4 separate regions of the Homo sapiens genome follow, and regions 1, 2 and 4 are each linked to region 3. Evidence: read pairs that join two places in POLR2A ChIA-PET (ENCODE). Cell type or tissue: GM12878. All regions are shown on one strand.

The links. Peaks named below come from ENCODE experiments on the same cell type or tissue, not always from the same donor. Only the 100,000 strongest peaks of a DNase experiment are listed, where the experiment ranks them.
Region 1: POLR2A ChIA-PET joins it to region 3 with 15 read pairs; 5 of 35 experiments call an interaction of 5 or more read pairs at or near these places.
Region 2: POLR2A ChIA-PET joins it to region 3 with 14 read pairs; 4 of 35 experiments call an interaction of 5 or more read pairs at or near these places.
Region 4: POLR2A ChIA-PET joins it to region 3 with 11 read pairs; 4 of 35 experiments call an interaction of 5 or more read pairs at or near these places.

What each region holds. Positions count from the first base shown.
Region 1 is chr9:124,262,464-124,267,463 of GRCh38, reverse strand. All of the region lies in intron 1 of NEK6 (NIMA related kinase 6), which reads right to left. It overlaps LOC124902268 (a long non-coding RNA gene), which reads right to left and starts at 4,439. Exons shown (of 2, transcript XR_007061765.1): 1 at 3,964-4,439. RefSeq lists a silencer at 2,337-2,396 and enhancers at 3,377-3,466, 2,898-3,511. In GM12878, no CTCF peak of the experiment used is centred here; a DNase peak (open chromatin) is centred at 2,433; H3K4me3 peaks cover 5,000 bases; H3K27ac peaks cover 4,932 bases.
Region 2 is chr9:124,289,765-124,294,764 of GRCh38, reverse strand. The region is part of intron 1 of NEK6 (NIMA related kinase 6); the gene reads right to left. Among named protein-coding and RNA genes, the nearest start is that of NEK6, 34 kb to the right of the region's middle. RefSeq lists enhancers at 1,360-2,344, 2,583-2,642, 2,653-2,762, 2,783-2,982. In GM12878, CTCF peaks have their summits at 826 and 2,501 (motif pointing right); a DNase peak (open chromatin) is centred at 2,714; H3K4me3 peaks cover 4,999 bases; H3K27ac peaks cover 4,810 bases.
Region 3 is chr9:124,195,713-124,200,712 of GRCh38, reverse strand. No RefSeq gene overlaps it. Among named protein-coding and RNA genes, the nearest start is that of NEK6, 60 kb to the left of the region's middle. RefSeq lists an enhancer at 118-297. In GM12878, a CTCF peak has its summit at 3,095; DNase peaks (open chromatin) are centred at 402, 3,022 and 3,142; H3K4me3 peaks cover 1,231 bases; H3K27ac peaks cover 4,096 bases.
Region 4 is chr9:124,283,700-124,288,699 of GRCh38, reverse strand. The region is part of intron 1 of NEK6 (NIMA related kinase 6); the gene reads right to left. Among named protein-coding and RNA genes, the nearest start is that of NEK6, 28 kb to the right of the region's middle. RefSeq lists enhancers at 1,813-2,192, 2,693-2,762, 1,731-2,930 and a silencer at 3,019-3,193. In GM12878, no CTCF peak of the experiment used is centred here; DNase peaks (open chromatin) are centred at 2,179 and 2,359; H3K4me3 peaks cover 2,124 bases; H3K27ac peaks cover 3,782 bases.

The sequences.
Region 1 (5,000 bases), 67 kb before region 3:
TACATTCCCGGAGGAGACGAACAAAGGAAATGTACACACACTGACTCAGTCCGGCACGCCGTGCCCACTCGAGGTCCTGTTGTAACTGAATCCAGGCGGACTCGACCGGACCTGCCAAGCCCAGGGGCGGACTCCCTCTCCTTTGCTCTCTTCTGTGTGCCATGTGGTGCCCAGTGATCCTGCCATCTGGGCACCCACGCTGGTGGCCCGCCAAGGCCACATCAGCTGCAGAATCTTTCCTCTTTCAATGCTGGGTTTCCTACTTTCTAAGATGGGGTGTAATCTGGGGTCCTGCTCATTTGCCAAAAAGTCATGTCTGTGCTCAGAGGTGGCTTGGTTAGCCTTTCCTCAAAGCAACCCCAAAAGATATGCCCTCTAAACAAAGTGTGTGCTTGGTAGAAAATGCAGCTTTAAGACACAGCACTGACCCATTCCAACCCAAAGCCCTCCTATGCAGACATGTGGGAGCTGCCTCGGCAGGGAAGGGGCATAGGAAGGAGAGCCTGTAACTCTGGGAGGTAGAGCCCTTCTGGGCTTAGGTTCCTCCTCATTGGAATAATTCGAGGATGAGCATTTCTCTAAGAAACCTCTTCTCCCAGGGAAGGGCCAGCTCAGCTCAATACAGCCCTGCACAGCCCACTGAGGGGAGTGAGGAACGTTTGCTAACAGATTCGTTCACTCCATATAAACATTCTCCAAGGATCCGGCCGCGTGCCTACTTAAAACTTCCCATTCACTCAACAAATATTAATTGAGCTCCTCCTATGTGTCAGGCACAATGCTGGCCATGGAGAACACTGTTGTGGTCCACAGACCAAGTCCCATCCCCTTCTAGAGTGCATGTTCAGTCTGTGAGGCAGGTTACAACTATGCGATGACAAGACGGATGCTCAGGGGCCCTGGCATGGTACCTGGGTGCACACTGTTCCTTCCAGCTGCCTGGGGGCCCTCACACAGGTCCTGAGCTGGGCAGCTGGTCACTTCCTGAGGGCACATCCTGGTCACTTCCGGAGGGCAGCCTCTGTCCTCCAATTTTCAGCTCAGACCCCCATGCTGTGGGTGTCCTCACAGCACTCAGGCTGATGCTCGTCAAGCACCACAGATCCTGGACTCTCTGGGTCTCTGTTTCCTCATCTATAAAATGGGCAGAACGATACCCACATCACGGCATCACTGGGAGGATGAAGTGAGTTCCCTCAGGTTAAGGGTTAGATTAGAACATGGCCCACAGTAAGTGCCTGGTAAGGCCATCTACCGACAGGAGCAAAGGCCAAAGAAGCAGGAGGAAGTTCCACAGCCCCACCTCTCACCCACCGGCCCCACCTGCCTCTCCACCTTGGGGTCTACCTGCCCTTCACCCCAGCCCTCTCAGCCCTCTGGCAAACCCCACGTCTCCCTCCAGGTGGGTTCAAACACCCCTCACTGCCGGAAGCTCTCCTACTTCCCCAGAGACTACATCCCAAAAAATGCCACCTGCAAATTGATCAAGAGCACCTAAGAAGGGGTTGTGACAGCCTCTGTCCCCACCAGGTGGTGAGAGGCCAATGGGTGGGGCCATTAGAGGGTCTTCGTGTGGGCTCCCAGCACAATGCCTGACCCAGGACTTCCATCCGGACATACGTCATGAAAGAATGAGATAACGTGCCACACACCAGCCAGCACAAGCATCTCTGGTTAGCAGAAGGGAGTCCACTTAGCCCATAGGACAATGGACGGTCTGTGTTTTTGCATCAAAACTTTTCACCCGCAGTCCAGGCCCAGGTGTCACAACCAGAGCCTTGACCTGAAAGCTGGGACAGTGATCTGATTTAGGCTACAGAGCAGCAGGCTGCATGTGGGACCTGAGGCTGGTCATGATGTCTCTCTGGGCCTCAGTGTCGCCATCTGTAAAAGGAGAGGTATTTTTTTTTTTAAAGCAAGACAAACTTGTCTTTTTTTTTTTGAGACGGAGTCTCACTCTATTGCCCAAGCTGGAGTGCAGTGGCGCCATCTCGGCTCACTGCAACCTCCGCCTCCTGGGTTCAAGTGATTCTCCTGCCTCAGCCTCCTGAGTAGCTGGGATTACAGGCACACGCCACCACGCCCAGCTAATTTTTGTATTTTTAGTAGAGATGGGGTTTCACCATATTGGTCAGGCTGGTCTCAAACTCCTGAGCTCGTGATCCGCCTGCCTCGGCCTCCCAAAGTGCTGGGATTACAGGCGTGAGCCACCGTGCCTGGCCAAAACTTTTATGTTTAACATTTTTCTCAGATATATTTAACCACTTTAAAGCAAACCGCTGGATGGGATGTATTACAATCACAATGTTGTGCAACCACCACCTTCATCCGGTTCCAAAACGTCTGCGTCACCCCAATAAAAACCCATGTCCCTTAATCAGTCGCTCCCCAGTCTCCCCTCCCCAAAGGCCCTGGAAACCACCAATCTGCTTTAGGTCTATGTGGATTTATCTATTCTGGCTACTTCATGTATCTTAAAATGACTCCTATGCAAAACCTCCTTATGTAAAACAGGCAACAGGCAGGTGGCTTTGCCCCCTTCGCCTCCCCGGAGCTCACGTTCCTCATCCTTAGTGGCCTTTCAGGGAAAGCTCTGATGCCAGGTGCCATTCTTTGCAGAACTCTTTTTTTTTTTTTTTTTTTTTTTTTGATACAGAGTCTCGCTCTGTTGCCTAGGCTGGAGTGCAGTGGCACAATCTCAGCTCACTGCAGCCTCTGTCTCCCAGGTTCAAGTGATTCTCACGCCTCAGGCTCCTCAGGCTCCCGAGTAGCTGGGATTAAAGGTGTCCACCACCACGCCCAGCTAATTTTTCGTATTTTTAGTAGCGATGGGGTTTTGCCATGTTGGCTGGGCTGGTCTCAAACTCCTGACCTCAAGTGATCTGCCCGCCTCGGCCTCTCAAAGTGCTGGGATTATAGGCATGAGCCTGTCCTGGTCTTTGTGATTTTTACACTACCTTTTTTGTCACATGGTACCTCTTAGCAGAATTCTAATCCTAAAGTTGAATTTCTAAGGCAGATCACCCCCAAGGGTGCCTGAGGATCACGGGGCTGGTGCCTGGTGTTACTGGCCCGTTTTCCGGATGAGGGAGTAGAGGCTGGGCCCCTGTGAAGCCCTCCTTGCATGAGGTGACTACAGAGGAGTGGACCTCCAGAGCCTGGTGACACCCTCTCCCACCACACAGACTACAGCTGGGTCTAGGGTGTGACGAGCTGGCAGAGAAGCCGCCCCAGAGCGATAGCCACTTCCGGAGGACAAGGATCTCTCCACCGGCTCAGGAAAACAAGCCAGTTTAAGGGAAACCCAAATGGCTTTGGGGGGCGGGGGCATAAAATGTGCAGGACTCCCTCAGGCCTTGCCATGCAGACCTTTTCAGGAGGACTGCCAGGGGAAGACGGCTGCTCACTTCTGCCCCACGGCCAGGCCTGTGACAGCCGCTCCTGTCAGCGCAGTCCTCTGCGGGGCCGACGCTGTGTAAATAATTAACAAAACATCTGCCTTGCTTCATAACACACCGTGGCTGACACAGCTCTCAGGGCCTTCAGAGACCCTCCAATGCCACGCCGAGGACTTATGGCCTCGCTTTGTGGGGACAGGTGGGAACGAGAGCAGATACTGACAGGCAAACATTTTCCTGAGGCGCCACAGGGCCACCCTGGTGCTTAAATCCTGCCTCTTTGCAAACTGCGCTGTCTCCTTCCCTTCCGTTTTGGGAGCCATGATCCTAGGAAGGTGCTCTGGTGGAATCCAGAGGGGTCCCCGGCACCTGCTTCTGGCCTTGTTTAGGGCCTCAATGCAGGGGCACTGGAGACACTCTGGGCCACGGACCAAGGGTCCCGGCTGAGTGACCCTGGGTGGGTCCTTGGTCATTAAAGATTTTCCATGTCTCTCATGTAATCTTGGGGAATGAGCATCAAGCACTTAAAAGGCGCTGAGCATCTGAAATGCATTATTTCACTTACTTCCTCCCCCGAAGCTTCTGAGGTCATAATATTATCCCTGTTTTCCAGATGATGACGCTGAGGCTCAGTGGGCGACGTGCTCATGAGAGGCAGGTCTGGGACTCCAGCCTCATTCACTCCATCGGGTGCCCAGGCTCAGGCTCTCAATGCGGCTGTGGGGGAGCGCCTTGCTCCCTCTGAGCCTCAGGTTCTGTTCCGTGAAACAGATGGGTGGCAAGAGTCCTTCAGACTCCAAAAGTCCACAATAAATAAACCCAGTGCTCGTCTCAACCCCAGTGGGTGTGTGCGAAGCTCTCTGGATTGGGAGCCCAGTGAATTCCTCATCAGCAGCTTGATTCATTAGAGCTGAAGGTCATGTGCATCCATCCTTTTGCAGGTGTCTTCCCAACAAGCCCAAGTTTCAAAGACGTTGAGGACAAGGAACAAGAGAGGGCAGGCATTCGAGAAGGGGCCTGTGGACTAATTCCCATACTGCCACTCACCTGCAGTAAGAACGCGCCTCTGGAACATGGAGAAGTTCTTCTTAAAGGGATCTCTGTTCACCCAGGTCAACATGACCCACCCCGCAAGCCTCAGCCTAATTCTGAAGCATGAGGGTTAAACAATTCGGGGAAAATGCAGGCACTGCAGGCTCTGAATGGCAACTTCCCTCCCCCTTCCCCTGTCCAAATTCCTTCACACTCTATGGAATTCCTACATAAAGCCCCTTTTTTCTTAGAATTCTATGAGGTCACCACCATGCAGATGTCTAAGAGAAAGAAAGAACGGCTCCGTGCAGATCCAGGCCACTGCAACTGAATGCATTTCAGATCTCGGCCACCCCATCTTTCAATTCCCATGGCCCCCCCACTCGCCCAGCCACAGCTACAGCGGTGGTGGCCAGTCAGGTCTGGTGGGGTGCTGTGATCCTGCCCTTGCTGGAGGCCAAGAAGGCCTGGCTAGAAGACCTGTGCCTTTACCACCAGATCACCCGAGAAGTCATCTGTGGAAAAATCCAGAATTGGAGACAATGGCGCAGCCATGTATGTGGGGGTCTG
Region 2 (5,000 bases), 94 kb before region 3:
AGGTCCGCACACCGGAGCAAGCCATTCCCTGACCACCTGACACGAGCCTGCCCTCATGCATTTGCCCCCAACATCCCCCAGGCCTTGCGTGCAGCCATATTAAATGAGCGGTCCCCCTCCCCAGCAACACAGCACCCTGGTCCTTCCATGTCATTCCATGCACCAGCCTTGGACTAAAGACCCATCGGTGCCTCTCAATGGGCAAAGTCCCACTTGTCTGCCAGGACCAGATCTCTCGACCCTCCTTCATCTCGGCACTTTTTTTTTTTTTTTGAGATGGAGTCTTGCTTTGTCGCCCAGGCTTGAGTGCAATGGCGCGATCTCTGCTGACTGCAACCTCCGCCTCCTGGGTTCAAGTGATTCTCCTGCCATTTGAACCTGCTTCTCAGACCAGCCAGATGGAGCAATTACAGAAAGAAACTTAGCACAAGCCCAGGGGCTGGAAGGACTACCACGCCCAGGCAGACTGGCTGGCAGGGAGGAACTGACACACTACTCAGGCTCCCGAGTAGCTGAGATTATAAGCACACACCATCACGCCCAGCTAATTTTTGTAGTTTTAGTAGAGACGGGGTTTCGCCATGTTGGTCAGGCTGGTCTCGAACTACTGACCTCAGGTGATCCTCCCACCCTGGCCTCTCAAGGTGCTGGGATTACAGGTGTGAGCCACCATGCCCAGCCATAGTCTTGGCACTTCTTGTGGGACCTTGGGGAAGTCCCGTCCCCTCCCTGAGCCTTAAACGTCCCCATCCACAAAAAGGAACAGCCCAAGCTTGCAGGGAGGCTGCGAGGACTCTGTGAGCACACAGTGGGCAGCCAGGGGGCACCAAGGCCCCTTCTTCCCTTTCCCATCTGGTGGCATCTACACAGGTTTCTCCCTGAAGGTGGGCTGTTGAGGACACAAACTGCTTCCTTTGTCAGCATGTCTGCCTCCTCTGCCAGCCTTTAAGGGCAGGGACTGACCTTCGCGGTCATCTGTAAACCTCCAGTGCCTCACCCAGGCCCGGTGAAAAGAGGGCCACCCAGGGGGCGTTGGCAGAATGAATCTCTGACTAGTAGGTGGAGGGGGCTCTTCCCACCCTCCTGCAACCCCAAGAAACCTCTGCTGAGGGCTCAGCATCCCTGTGGTCACAGATCAGACAAAAGTCACTGGAGATTCAAAACCAACTGGGCCGCACACTGCAGGGTTCCCAGGGCCTTTTTGAAAATCGAGGAGCATCCCAATCACCTTTCACTTCCTCCTCAGGTAATAAAACCCAATTCTGGAAGAAAAAAAATGCAGAAGCTGTAAACATCTTGTCTCTCAGTTAAAGGAGCAACAAAGCATTTGGCTTCTGCCCAGAAGATTCTTGACTCTGGGACCTGGTCAAGGCTGGGTCCGCTCCCAGCCTCCCTGAAGATGAAGCTGAGATCTGCTGAGTGCTTCCTCTGTGTCGGGCACTGCAGGCAGCAGCTCAGCACATCCCTGCTGTGAGGTCTGCAAGCCCTTCACTTTTACAGATGAAGAAACTGAGGTGCAGAGAAGTTAAATGACTTGTCGAGCTCATGCAGCTGATAAGCAGCATGGCCTGTTTTTGAACTCAGATCCAACCCTCTCCAAAGTCTGCATTTTAATCATTTGCCTGAGGTGATCCTTGGTGACCACAATGCAGCTGGGGAGAGCTGCGGTCTCACTCTAGGAGTCCCAGGCCCGCTAGCAGGCCCACCATCCCAGAGACCCCTGCCTGCCTGGGAAATGATCTTGCTCTCACCTCGAGGCCTTGGCAGGCTCTGCTCCTCCTGCCGGAAATGAGCTGCCTCCCAGCAAACTTCTCTCCTGGGCATCTCCTCCAGGCAGCCTTCCTGGACTCACCCCGTCACTCCCAGCTCCACAGCCTGCTCCCCCGTGCTGTCTCTAATTCATGTGTCTTCTTCTCCTTGAACATGGAAATGTCCTTGAGGGTAGAGACTAAACCACTCTCTCCATGGCCCCAGCAGTTGGCAGAGGAGAGGCTGGGTAACTGGTTGCTGACTCAGTACAGAAACACCTGAGGCCAGGAGGGAGAAGCCTGGCCCCCCGAGACCAACTCATGCCAGGGGGACCACTGGGGAGAGGCTGGGGCTTAAGGGAAGGGATGGATTTCAGAGCAGAACCGCAGCTACTACCCTGCTGACTGACAGTGGAAGAAGGACCAAGTGGAACAGCCCCGGGGGCTGGAGGGCTTCGGTGTTTGTAAAAAACTCACCCTGGGTCCCAGGCGAGCATCTAGAATCCCATCCAGTGGCCTCCATGCAGGGAAAGCTTTCAAGCCCGTGGCCTCCCCTAATTTTCTCTCCTTCCCACAGGCAGGAAGGGGCAGACAAAACCCACCCTAGAGAAAGAATTGCTTTTTCTGCTTCCCTGGAAACTCAGAAGTTCTGGCCAAGCCCAGGGATTACTCAATGTGAAAGCAGCCATCAGCAGCCACCCCTGTCCCAGGCTAGTGGCAAAGGTCCTGTCAGGTTGGTGGGACTGGCTGAATGGGCAGCCCCACCAGCAGGTGGCTGAGCCAGCGGTGGGTGGCAGAGGTGCAGCCAGGTCAAGGTCCCTGGAGCTCCAGCCCTGGAGGTCCCTGGGGCCTGGTTCCCCATCCCTCGCTGGACACACCCCTAAGAGCAAGCGGTTCCCACAGCAGGAGGCAGAGAAAGTCAGGGTACCTTTTGAAGTGGCTCCTGAGAAGCTCCAGGGAAGGTCTGCTCCACTCTGGGTTGAGGGCAGACATGAGGTGCCTGGGCCTCCAGGGAGCTGGGTCGCCTCTCTGGGCTGGGGTGGGTGCAGGAAGAAGGGCCTCTGTCTCCGCATGGGACTTCCCCTTCCCAAGACTCCGGTCCCCAGACACCGCCAAAAGGAAACTCCCCCACCATGCGCTGCTCTAAAAATAGCTCCGGCTGCCACCTCCAAAGTGAATGGAACTTGTCACAGCCGCCACGGAGCCCCCTGCTTACCAGGGACTGGAATCTGATGGCAGCACCACCCGATTAGACCAGTGTAGGCTCAGGGAGGGACAAGGGTCCTTTCCTTTGGTCCTTGTGCTCGCTCCCCACCTATCCACACTGGGGCCCAGCAAAATGCTGAAAAGCATAACTGTTCTTGCTGTTTGTTTATTTATTTATTTATTTGAGATGGAGTTTCGCTCTTGTTGCCCAGGCTGGAGTACAGCAGCATGATCTTGGCTCACCGCAACCTCCGCCTCCGAGGTTCAAGCGATTCTCCTGCCTCAGGCTCCCAAGCAGTTGGGATTACAGACACCCACCACCATGCCCGGCTAATTTTGTATTTTTAGTAGAGATGGGGTTTCTCCATGTTGGTCAGGCTGGTCTCGAACTCCTAACCTCAGGTGATCTGCTGACCTCGGCCTCCCAAAGTGGTAAGATTACAGGCGTGAGCCACCGTGACCGGCCCTTGCTGTTCCTTTAAAAGCTTAACCCTTTCTATTCTCTCCTTTGTAAACTGGGCCCAAATCCTTGGTTGCCCATGAGATGAGAGCCCTGGCAGGCGGCAGTCCTGGTTCAAGTTCTGGCTTAGCCACGTCCCAGTTGTGTGCACCTGCATTCTCACGGGTAAAACAGGGACAAGGGTAGTATCTACTGCCCGGGGTGCTGGTGGGTTACATGACATTGCACGAGTTGAAAGAGCTTAGGGCCAGGCGGGGCACAAGGCAGATACCCCATCAGTGGGGTTGTTATTTGATTGTTATTGCATCTTTATTCGGGCCCTGCATTCTCCAAAACGAGGGTGCGGATCCAGGATCAGAGGATGAGGAGTGTTCGTCTTCCCTTCGGGACCCTGCAATGACTCAGACACAGTTCCTGTTCTTACAGGTCCCCAGGAGCAGGCCCTGGAACTGCTACCCACAAGCTAAAAAGAGCACGAAGCTGCTCAGGAAAAGGACCCATGGCTGCTGCTTCTGGCGGGGCCAGGTCACGGGGAGCTTTGGACAACAGGTAGAAAACCTGAGGTGGCCCAGAAGGACCAGCAGGGTTTGGACTAAAGGGGAGGGGGATTCCCAGTAGAGGACACCGTGGGATCAAGGGCACAGAGGCCAGACAGACCCCCCGCCACCCAGTCTGTGAGAGGAATCTGGGCTCTGCAGGCCAGCCCCAGCCCCTGGTCCCCAAGAGGGGCTCTCCGTGGCCAGCACCTGCTTCCTTTTTCAGAACGAGCCACTTCTGCCCTGGGCAAACCACCCCTGTGCCCCATCTGCAGCTCATCGCCACTGGGACTGACACAGGCATACAGCAGCTGAGGCCCTGGAGGACGCGTGAGTGAGATCCTGGCACCGAGGCTCCGCCACCTGACACACACCTTCCCACCAGCCGGCCCCAACTGTCGGGCACATGCCAGGTGCCAGCACCCTTGGGGGCGGAGGCTGGGCCCAGGCCAGCCATCCACAGGCCCTGGGGGCCGGACTCCCAGTCAGGACCTGGTGCGTGTGGCACCCCTTGAGGAGGTGGCCACAGATCCATGTCCCCTACAACCCTGCTAGTGGGCGTTACCAGCCTCATTTCACAGAGAAGGCTCCAGATAGGCCAGGCCAGGGCCTCCTGAGAGTCACCGTGAGCCCCCAGCATCATCTCCACGTGGCTGTGCACACCTCAGTGCATCCAGGTGGCGGCGTCTTCTTTGCCCAGTCCTACCACCCGTACGGTGTGACGGGGCTGGCGCGTAATCACAGCATCTGGGGCCACACCATGGCAACCCCTGCACCTTCCTGTGTCGCTCTCCTTACCAGGATCCTCACTGAACCCTGGAGTTGGGCTTAGGAAGTATGTGGCCATTTTTAGCTCCGCAGGAGTGGCTTGTGCTCTGAGCTGTGCTGTGTGTGGTCTGGTGGCCCAGGACTCATACAGGCCAGACTCCCATAGGGCTGCATGGTCTTGGGAAAGTCACAGGCTATCTTTGGGCCTCAGTTTCCCCACCTGCAACATGAGTGGGTTGGACTCCACAGTCTAGAAGCGCCCTTCTTGTGCAGATGCTTCTT
Region 3 (5,000 bases):
GATCACTTGAGGTCAGGTGTTCGAGACGAGCCTGGCCAACATGGTGAAACCCCGTCTCTAATAAAAACTACAAAAATTAGCTGGGCAGTAGTGGCTCGCACCTGTAATCCCAGCTACAGGGGAGGCTGAGGCAGGAGAATTGCTTGAGCCTGGGAAGCAGAGCTTGCAGTGAGCTGAGATCGTGCCACTGCACTCCAGCACTCCAGTCTAAAAATAAAACAAACAAAAAGATACATGGCAAGAGGAAAAGCTGCCCCCTTCGCTTGCCTCTCTGTATGACTGAAGACATAACTCCCGGCCCTGCAGCAGCCATCCATGACCTTTGGGGACAGGCTTGAGGACAAAGTGAACCTGCCATGAACACATGAACTAGTCAGCTGTTGCTACAGTAATGCTGCAAACAGCCCTCCCCAAACTCAGTGACCGATGCAGTCTTGTCTCAGGCTCCCAGGTCATAGGCGAGCAAGTTGATGTGGTTTAGCTAACCTAGAATGGGCTGGCCCCCGCTGCGTCAGGCTGCAGGCTGGGCTCTGGTCTTCCCCCAATGTATTTATTCTGGGAACCAGGCTGAAGGGATGCTACAGCTGGGATGAATTCTTCTCATGGCAGGTCTCAGGAGTGCGAGGGTCTCAGTCAACTCACATGAGCACATGTAAGGCCTTGGATGACCAGTCATGGTTGCTCATGCCTTTAATCCCAGCACTTTGGGAGGCCTAGGCAAGTGTATTGCTTAAGCCCAAGAGTCTGGGACCAGCCTGGGCAACATAGTGAGACCCCCGTCTCTACAAAAAATTTAAAAATTTGCTGGGCATGGTGGTGGGCACCTGTATTCCCGGCTACTTGGGAGGCTGAGGCAGGAGGATCACTTGAGCCTAGGAGTTTGAGGCTACAGTGAACTATCATTGTCCCACTGCACACCAGCCAGGGCAACAGACAAAGTCCCTTTCTCAAAAAAGCAAAAAAAAAAAAAAAAAAAAAAATAAGAACTTGACTCACATTCCAATTGCTGATGAGAGTCACATGACCAAGCCCAGCACACCATTCAGGATGTATACTCACCCAGGGCAGGTGGAGGCCTGTGAATATTTATGGACCAGTACCCCAACCTATCATACAGCCATGGACATAACTGACCCAGGAACAGCCCTGCTGGCCTTCAGTTTTCCCCTCTGTGAGACAGGAGTGTCTACCAGTCGAGTTAGAGTTTTTCTATTTGTAGCCGAGATGGAAGCTGGGTCGTGGGGTGGCGTGGGTGGCTGCAGGGCCTCCTAGGGGAAATGTACCATGAGAAAATATGGATTCTGGAGTAAGCAATAGGGCCTGAACAAAAAGGAGAGTTCCAGACTTGAGGTGGTGGCTGGGACTTGAACCCCCAACCCCATCCTCCTGCCGAGGTGTGTGCTGCACCCAAGGGAAAAGCTAGCTCTAGGTTTTTGAACTTAGAAAGCAGCTTCATCAACTTCTGCATTGGGGCTTAAGCACCTCCAGGTAGAGACCTCCTGAGTGAGCATAAAGCTTTCCATCACAGACCCAGGAGCTGCCCAGGTCTTAGGGGCTGGAGCTGTCAGGAAGGGTCTGGCGCTGGGTCAAGGCACAGGAAAGGTCTGTGTGGAACAGAGGCTGGTGCAGCAAAGGCTCAGGGGCCAGGGCCTGGGTGCGGTGGCTCATGCCTGTAATCCCAGTACTTTGGGAGGCCAAGGCAGGTGGGTCACCAGGAGTTCAAGACCAGCCTGGCCAACGTGGTGAAACCCCAGCTCTACTAAAAATACAAAAATTAGCTGGGTGTGGTGGTGGGCAAGTGTAATCCCAGTTACTTGGAGGCTGACCTGGGAGAAACGCTTGAACCTGGGAGGCAGTGGTTGCAGTGAGCCGAGATCATGCCACTGCACTCCAGCCTGGGCAACAGAGCAAGACTCTGTCTCAAAAAGAAAACAAAAAGCAAAAAACATGCTCAGAGGCCAGCCCAGCTGAGGTGCCCTGGTCAGATTCATAGGTCCATGGAAGACTCCATTTGGGAACAACCCGAACTCTCTTGTTGGGGCAGAAGGTGGGAGATTTGTGGTAGACTAGGGTTCTGGGACAAGGAGGTGGGCCTTGGGGCTGGGTGCTGGATGTGCCTCTCCACGTGATCTTCTTGCACCCAAAGGACATGGTGAGGCCTGTTCAGCCTTATGTCATGGCCTGAGGTTCCCAAGTTCAACACCCACATCTTCCATAGATACAGAAGTCCCCAGTGGTCAGCCTCCAGTAAGAAGAGAGTAGGCAGCGGGGAACGCTGGCTTAATAAATAAGAAAATAACAAAAATAAGAAGAAACGGGCCAGGTGTGGTGTCTCATTCCTGTAATCCCAGCAATTTGGGAGGCTGAGGTGGGCAGGTGACTTGAGGTCGGGAGTTTGAGACCAGCCTTGCCAACATGGTGAAACCCCGTCTACCAAAAACACAAAAATTAGCCAGGTGTGGTGGTGCATGCCTGTAGTCCCAGCTACTTGAGAGACTGAGGCAGGAGAATCACTTGAACCTGGGAGGTGGAGGTTGTAGTGAGCCGAGATCACGCCACTGCACTCCAGCCTGGGCGACACAGCGAGACACCGTCTCAAATTAAAAAAAAAAAAAAAAAAGAAATGACATCAACAGTTGCATCTGTCCATAGTGTGTAGCGCAGCATTCAAGGAGATCCCTGAGGCATCTGGGGTGTCTGATATCCTATAGGCACCAAGGCTTCCTTAATGCTGCCCCCACCTGATTTTAGAGTGGGGACCGCAGAACAATGTCTGGTCCACAAAGAGCTCAGCCAGGCTGACCACGGAGGCTCAGTGGACTGAGAAGATGGTCAGAATGTGTGGTTTCAACAGCTAAACCCAGACACCCTGGTGTGCGTTTCTCAAATTAGCGATATGTGGGTGGTGGTAGAGGGCAGTAGATCTCACTGGTTGTAACCACAAGCATCCTGGGGCCGTACTGGCAGTGGGGGAAGATGGTGGAGGTAGGGGAAGAAGGGAGGAGTGGGGCAGGTAGGCGAGGACCACGGGAACTGTAGGACTTTAGGGAATTCAGATGTGTCATAGTCACTGTGGCCAGCAAGGCCTTGGGTCCTCTGCCCACACAACTTCATGTCGTCTTGCAACCACCCCACTGGGAGGGGCTGTTACTATCATTTCACAAATGAGGAAGCAGAGACTCAGAGACGGGAAGTACCATGTGCAGATATGAAGGGAATGGAGCTCAGCTAGCAGTCTACGTGACCGTGGCCAAGGGGCCAAGAGGACCAAAGCTCAATTCAGGTCAAAACCCGTCTCTGAGAGGGTCCAACTGGGCAGGCAGGTGTGGTGGGCATCTGTGCTCCTGGCCAGCCCTCCAGCTCCCTTCTCTTGTATCCTCCTCTCCCCTAGGTGGAACCTCAGGGGCCATATTTGTACCTCTCTGCTCCCCTAGCGACAGCTGATTAGACCAGAGGTGCAGGCTGATTTGAGCTGAGCCAATCAGCTTCTTTCTCCTGTGACTTTGGCTTTGAGAATCAGGGATACTGGGTTGCCTTCCTGGCTGGTTATTTGAAAGGAGGCATAAAGCTGGGCTGGACTGGCTGTGTTTGGCCACTTGCTCATAGAATGGCAGAGAGAAGACTCAATCATGGAAAGGTTGAAATGCAGTTATGGGAGGGAGAGACAGAGACAGGCAGAGACAAGATAGAAAGAGGCAGTCATGCAGGAGAGATACTGAGACAAGGCGGGGAGCGGGAGAGGGAGAGAGAAAGGAAGGAAAATAAGAAGGAAGACTGAGATAAAGAGAGAGATAGTCACAAGGAGCCTAAGACACTACCTCCAGATCTCCTGACAACTTTCTGGGTCCCTACTCCTGCCTTCCTGAAGCTGCTCCATGTCCAGCCTTGGATCTCTGGGACCCTCCTGTTTTAATAAATTCCCTTCTCTTCTTGGGCTGTTTTGAAGAAGCTTTCTTTCTTTTATTTTTTTTACTTGCAATTAAACCCCCTGACCTCATTGCATTCAATCTGTACATTGTTTTGGGAGTACAGATATTAATAATATTAATTCTTCTCATCCATGAGCATGAAATAGCTTTCCACTAATTTAGATCTTCAATTTCTTTATCAATGTTTTCTAGTTTTCAGTATACAAATATTACACCTCCTTGGTTAAATTTATTCCTCAGTATTTTTTTAATGCCTTTGTAGATAAGATTGCTTTCTTGATTTGTTTTTCACCTAGGCTGTTGTTTTTGTGTAGATCTGCTATTGACTTTTGTGTGTTGATTTTGCATCCTATGACTTCGCTGAATTTATTTATTAGATATAACAGGGTTTTTTTGTGTGGAATCTTTGGGATTTTCTGTATATAGAATCATGTCATCTGCAAATAGAGATCATTTTACTTCTTCCTTTCTGATTTAGATGACTTTTATTTCTTTTTCTTGTCTGATTGCTCTTGCTCATACTTCCAGTACCATGTTGAATAGAAGTGGAGAGAGTGGGCATCCTTGCCTTGTTCTAGATTTCAGTAGGAAAGTTTTTGATTGTTCCCCATTAATTATGGTGTTAGCTGTGGTTTTTTCATAAATGGCCTCTATTATGTCAAGAAACTTTCTTTCTATGCCAAAACTGTTAAGAGTTTTTATCCAGAAAGGATGCTGAACTTGGTCAAGTGCTTTTTCTGTTTCAACTGAGATGATTGTGTGGTTTTTATCTTTCATTCTGTTAATGTAACGTACCACATTGATTGATTTGTGCACATTAAACCAGTCTTGCCTGTCAGAAATAGACCCTACTTGGTTATGACATGTAGTCTTTTTTGTGTGTTCTTGATTTTGGCTTGCTTATATTTTATTAGGATTTTTACATCGATGTTCATTATAGAGATTGGCCTGTAGCTTCATTTTTTTGTGTGGTATCTTTGTCTGGCTTAGGTATTAAGGTGATTCTGGCCTCATAACAAGTGTTTGGAAATATTTCCTCTAGCTCTATTTTTTTGGTAGAGTTTAAGAAGA
Region 4 (5,000 bases), 88 kb before region 3:
CCCATCTTGTAGGGCTGCCGTGAGGACCAAGTGAGGTACTTTACATGCAGGTAAAATACCAGCCCAGGATTATCAGGGCCCGGGTATGCAGAAGAGCTTAATAAATGTGGGTACTGGGCCGAGCAGGGTGGCTCACGCCTGTAATCCCAGAACTTTGGGAGGCCGAGGTGAGTGGATCACTTGAGGTCAAGAGTTCGAGACCAGCCTGGCCAACATGGCAAAACCCCATTTTTACTAAAAATACAAAAAATTAGCTGGGTGTGGGGGCGGGTACCTGTAATCCCAGCTGCTCAGGAGGCTGAGCACTGAATCACTTGATTCAGGAGAATCACTTGAACCCAGGAGGCAGAGGTTGCAGTGAATTGAGGTCGCGCCACTGCACTCCAGCCTGGGTGATGGAGTGAGACTCTGTCTCAATCAATCAATCAATCAATGTGGGTACTGCCACTGTTATGATTCCTGTTATCATAAACAACCAGCCCTCACGCAACAGCGATATCCCTGCAACAAGTATTTCCAGAAACCCACTTTCCAGGGAACCCCAGCCTTATGGACACCAGGCCTTTGGGCCTGTGGACCTGGAAGGAGGTGTCCAGGGCCTCTGGGGATCCGCCTTTTGGGAGGGCGAGAGAGGCTGCACAGCTCCTGCTGCATCCTCCCAGGAGCTGGGAAGTGATGGCAAAGCATTTTACAAAGTTACCAGGACAATGAAACTGAGCTGGCCCCCTCCCCCACTGTCTCCATAAAATAAATCTTGGCCCGTGGCTGGTGAGAGACCCTATATATTTACATGACGATTGTGCCTCATGATCACAGGGCTCATGGTTCCAGAGGGTGAAATGACACATTTCTTCTGGGCGGTTTTTTTTTCTTTTTTGAGACAGTGTCACTCTGTCACCTAGGCTGGAGTGCAATGGTGCAATCTTGGCTCACTGTAACCTCCACCTCCCAGGTTCAAGAGATTCTCCTGCCTCACCCTCCCAAGTATCCAGGGTTATACCTGCATGCCACTACACCCAGCAAATCTTTCTATTTTTAGTAAAGATGGGGTTTCACCATGTTGGCCAGGCTAGTTTCAAACTCCTGACCTCAGGTGATCCACCCACCTCAGCCTCCCAAAGTGTTGGGATTACAGGCATGAGCCACCGCATCTGGCCTGGTCAGTTCTTGATGGTCTACAGAGTGACTTTTGTCCACACTATCATAGGGAGCCGCATGACAACCTTGAAAGGTGGGAAGAGTGGGAATGATGTTCATTTTTGAGATGAGGAGATGGGGGCTCAGGAGTGGCCACGACTTGCCCAAGGCCCCTTACCAGCGGGTAGCAAGGTGGGGCTCGGCCCCGTGTCTGCCTACGTCGTGCTCCAGGCCCACCTTGGCACCCATCTCTGAATTCCCAGGCCCAACCAGGCTGGCCCCTGCTGGTGCCAGGGTAACCTGAAAGTGAGCCTACACAAAGGACAGGAGGACCTGGGGGCCCCAATCCTGGGTTCGAGTCTTGTCTCCATGACCTCCTGGCCCCTAGGTCTTTCCCCTAGGGATCCCCATCACTAGGCCAAGAGGGCTGCACCCTGTACGCTCCTGACCCTGATGTCCCAGGGTCTGTCCCCAGGCTTCCCGGTGTGGCCAGCTGTCCCTCTGTCCCCCGCAGCCAGGGGGGCATATCACAGCCGGGGGGCAGCAGGTGGACATATCAACACCTGCTGTGCCCCAGCTGGATCCCAGGTGAGCCAGGGCCTTTCGGGCAGGAAGGAAGAGGGGAGTGAAGTAGGATAGGGCTTGTGTACCTCATCTCACCCTGCCAGGCAGGGCTCATGCACCCATTTCACAGATAAGGAACTAAAGCTCAGAGAGGGGAAGTCCCTACTCATGTCAGCAGCTTCGGAGACAGACTCACACCCTAGGCTGGCAGCCTCTGGAGCTCATGGCTGGGGCGCCCAGCAGAAATCAGAAGGTGACCAGGCCCCTCAGGTCTAATGCCCTGGGGCCTGCAGATGGGACACAACTGGCCCCCGGGCCTCAGCCCCGAGTGGCTCAGGAGCCCAGGAGCACTGCAAGGAAACAGGAGAGCGAGAAAAGTGCAGGCCAGGCTGATGACTCAAATCACCTTTGACACGAGGAGGTGGGCAGAAGCACGCAGCATCTCTGGTGGGTTTCGCCTCGCTTCTTAGAAGGATGCGTCACCAGATTTTGTTTAATCAGCACTCACCCGACCTTCGTCCAGGGTGGCACTTCTTGGCTGGCTTGTCTCTGTGGCAATCACAGACTGGCAGGTGGGGCCACCTCCCTGTCAACAGAGGACACCTTCTCATTTCACAGCCGGGGAACCTGAGGCTGGGGGATTGGTTCCGGGACACACAGCAGGGACTCAAGTCTTCCAACTCCTTTGTCAAGAGGTTAATTTTTCTATTTGTGGAGAAGGGAAAGGAGGATCCTATAGAGCTTTAAAAGAAAGAGAGGGGAAAAAAAGAACTAACAGCTGAATAGAATTGCAACAAGGCCCCCAGCCAGCCCGAAGAGGTTTCAGACATTCTGTGCAGTCGGAATTCTTGTGGGCTGAAGGGTCACGCGATTTCCTCTGCAAAAGGCAGTGTTTAAAAAGTCTGACTGCGGGGGAGGGCAGGGAGGGGGGAACCGTTCACGAGACTAGGAGTCATGAGTTTCAGCCTTGGCTGCCCCAATGACTTGCTGAGTGACCACAGCGAAGTCCCTTGCCCTCTCTGGGCCTCAGTTTATCTGTATTTATTTAGTATGTACCCAGCATCGTTCTATGCACTTGAGTGATGTTAACTTACTTTAATCCTCATAACAGCCTTGTGAGACAGGTAAATTATTATCTCCGTTTTACAGAAGGGGAAAACTGAGGCTTACAGTATGCTGCCCAATAGAGGTGGGAAAACTGGGATCTGAACCCCGGTTGTGTGGCTCCAGAACCCACACTCCTAACTGCTGGTGGCCCGGCCCTCCTGCCTGCGGCCGGCCCTGGCTGCTATCTCGTGTCCTTTCTGTCCTAACAGGCTTTGCATCTGCGGCTTGGACACAGTGGAGCCAGCGGGCCTGTGTTTGGAGATCCTGAACCATCCTCCTCAATCTCGGCTGTTGCTCGGATCTGCTGCCTCTTCCATGAACTCTGATTTCTTCAGTTCACTCAGTAGCCTTCAGAAACTATAGCCTGGGAGACTCTCGGGAGGCTCCCTGGGTCATGGTGGCCATCGACCCAGCTCTTTGAGCCTTGCTGAGAGCCTCAAGTCCAAGCAGGAACAGACGAACCCACTCTGATGTCCGCTTGGAGTTTTACATGCAGGTCGGCCTCTGAGACTGCAGGAGGGGAGCCTGCCATTCAGGCATCCAAGAAAAGAGTGAGAAAAACATCTATTCATAGCCAAACAGAGCCTGCTCTGTGGAAACGGTGCTACCAACGCGACAAGCAGACCAGCTGTGTGAGGGCTTCCCGAAAAGTCTGACCTCAGAGCACCCGCATGGAGGGCTCAAAGGCTTGAGCGGTCACCAAGCCTGTAAAATATGCCTCGACGTTCAACCGTGCCGTGCCTGAGGGAATACGGTTCTGACCCAAAACCTGGGCTTGCCTTCCAAAACGAAATTCTTCAAACAACAGACATTTTTTGGCTTAAACAATCTGCTGATGTGTTTTCCTCTGCTCTCTAAAGTAAGGAATACTCACACTAACAGCCACAAAATCACGTGCCACTACTCCGTGGCACCTACTGCACCACGTATTTGGGTCCACTGGCTCACCCCATGAGGTGGGCATTCCTGCCTTCATTTTGCAGATAGGGAAACTGAGAGTCAGAGTGGTGTAAATTTGAAGACCTGGGAGACAGCAGAGGCAGGGGCTTGAACACTGGTGCCAGCCTGGAGTTGGGGATGAATCTCGGCAGATCCTGTGTCATTAAGGGAAGCTCCCACCAGACATGCAAGAGCAGAGAAAGTTCCACCAGGCGGTGCATGTGGTCTTGGACCCCAGACACACACATTCTTCCCTCCACAGGCGTCCGGAGAATTCCTGCAGGGGCAGGTGTGGAAGGACAGGGCCCAGCTGCAGTCAGAACAACTCCATAGAGACCGCCTCAGTCCTGCCTTTTTAAGACACTGGAACCCATTAACTGGGAATTTTGTGCTGAACGCCCAGAAAATCCCCGGAGCTTTGCTCATAGTTTTGGGTCAACATTGGATAATCATTAAACAAACGTGTGCGTGGTCGCTGCCACGCTCCCATTCCACTCCTGGGAGCAGGAAAGACCCGAGTCCGTTCACTTGAGGCCTCATGTTTCACCAGATCCCCAAGGACTCCATCAGTCCACATCCAGTATTTTATTTTATTTATTTACTTAGAGACGGAGTCTCGGTCTTCGCCCAGTATGGAGTGCAGTGGTGCCATCTTGGATCACTGCAACCTCCGCCTCCCTAGTTCAAGCAATTATCGTGTCTCAGCCTCCCAAGTAGCTGGGATTACAGACATGCACCACCACACCTGGCTAATTTTTGTATTTTTAGTAGAGACAGGGTTTCAACATGTTGGCCAGGCTGGTCTCGAATTCCCAACCTCAGGTGATCCTCCCGCCTCAGCCTCCCAAAGTGCTGGGATTATAGGCGAGAGCCACTGCGCCTGGCCCACATCTGGTATTTTAAAGATGGGGAAACCAAGCCACACAGCAGAGGCGTCACATGCCTCCAGACATTCCATTATTTGCTCACTCAATGGACACACAAGTGCTGGGCACCAAGCGTGTGCCAGGCAAGGGGGACCAATCTCCATCCTCAATGGGGCTCTCAGGCGTCCCTTAAACTACAACCAGGGTGCCCGCTGCTCTGCAAAGCAGGGTGTGGAAACACAAGAAAATGTGCGTGCAGTCTACCTGGGGCATGGGATTTTTCCTCGGAACGGGAAGCAGCTCTGAGTGGAGGAATAGGGGCAGGGCACTCCAGGCAGAGGGCATGGCACGTGCAAAGGCCTAAAGGTGAGGCAAGCCCTGTGCGAG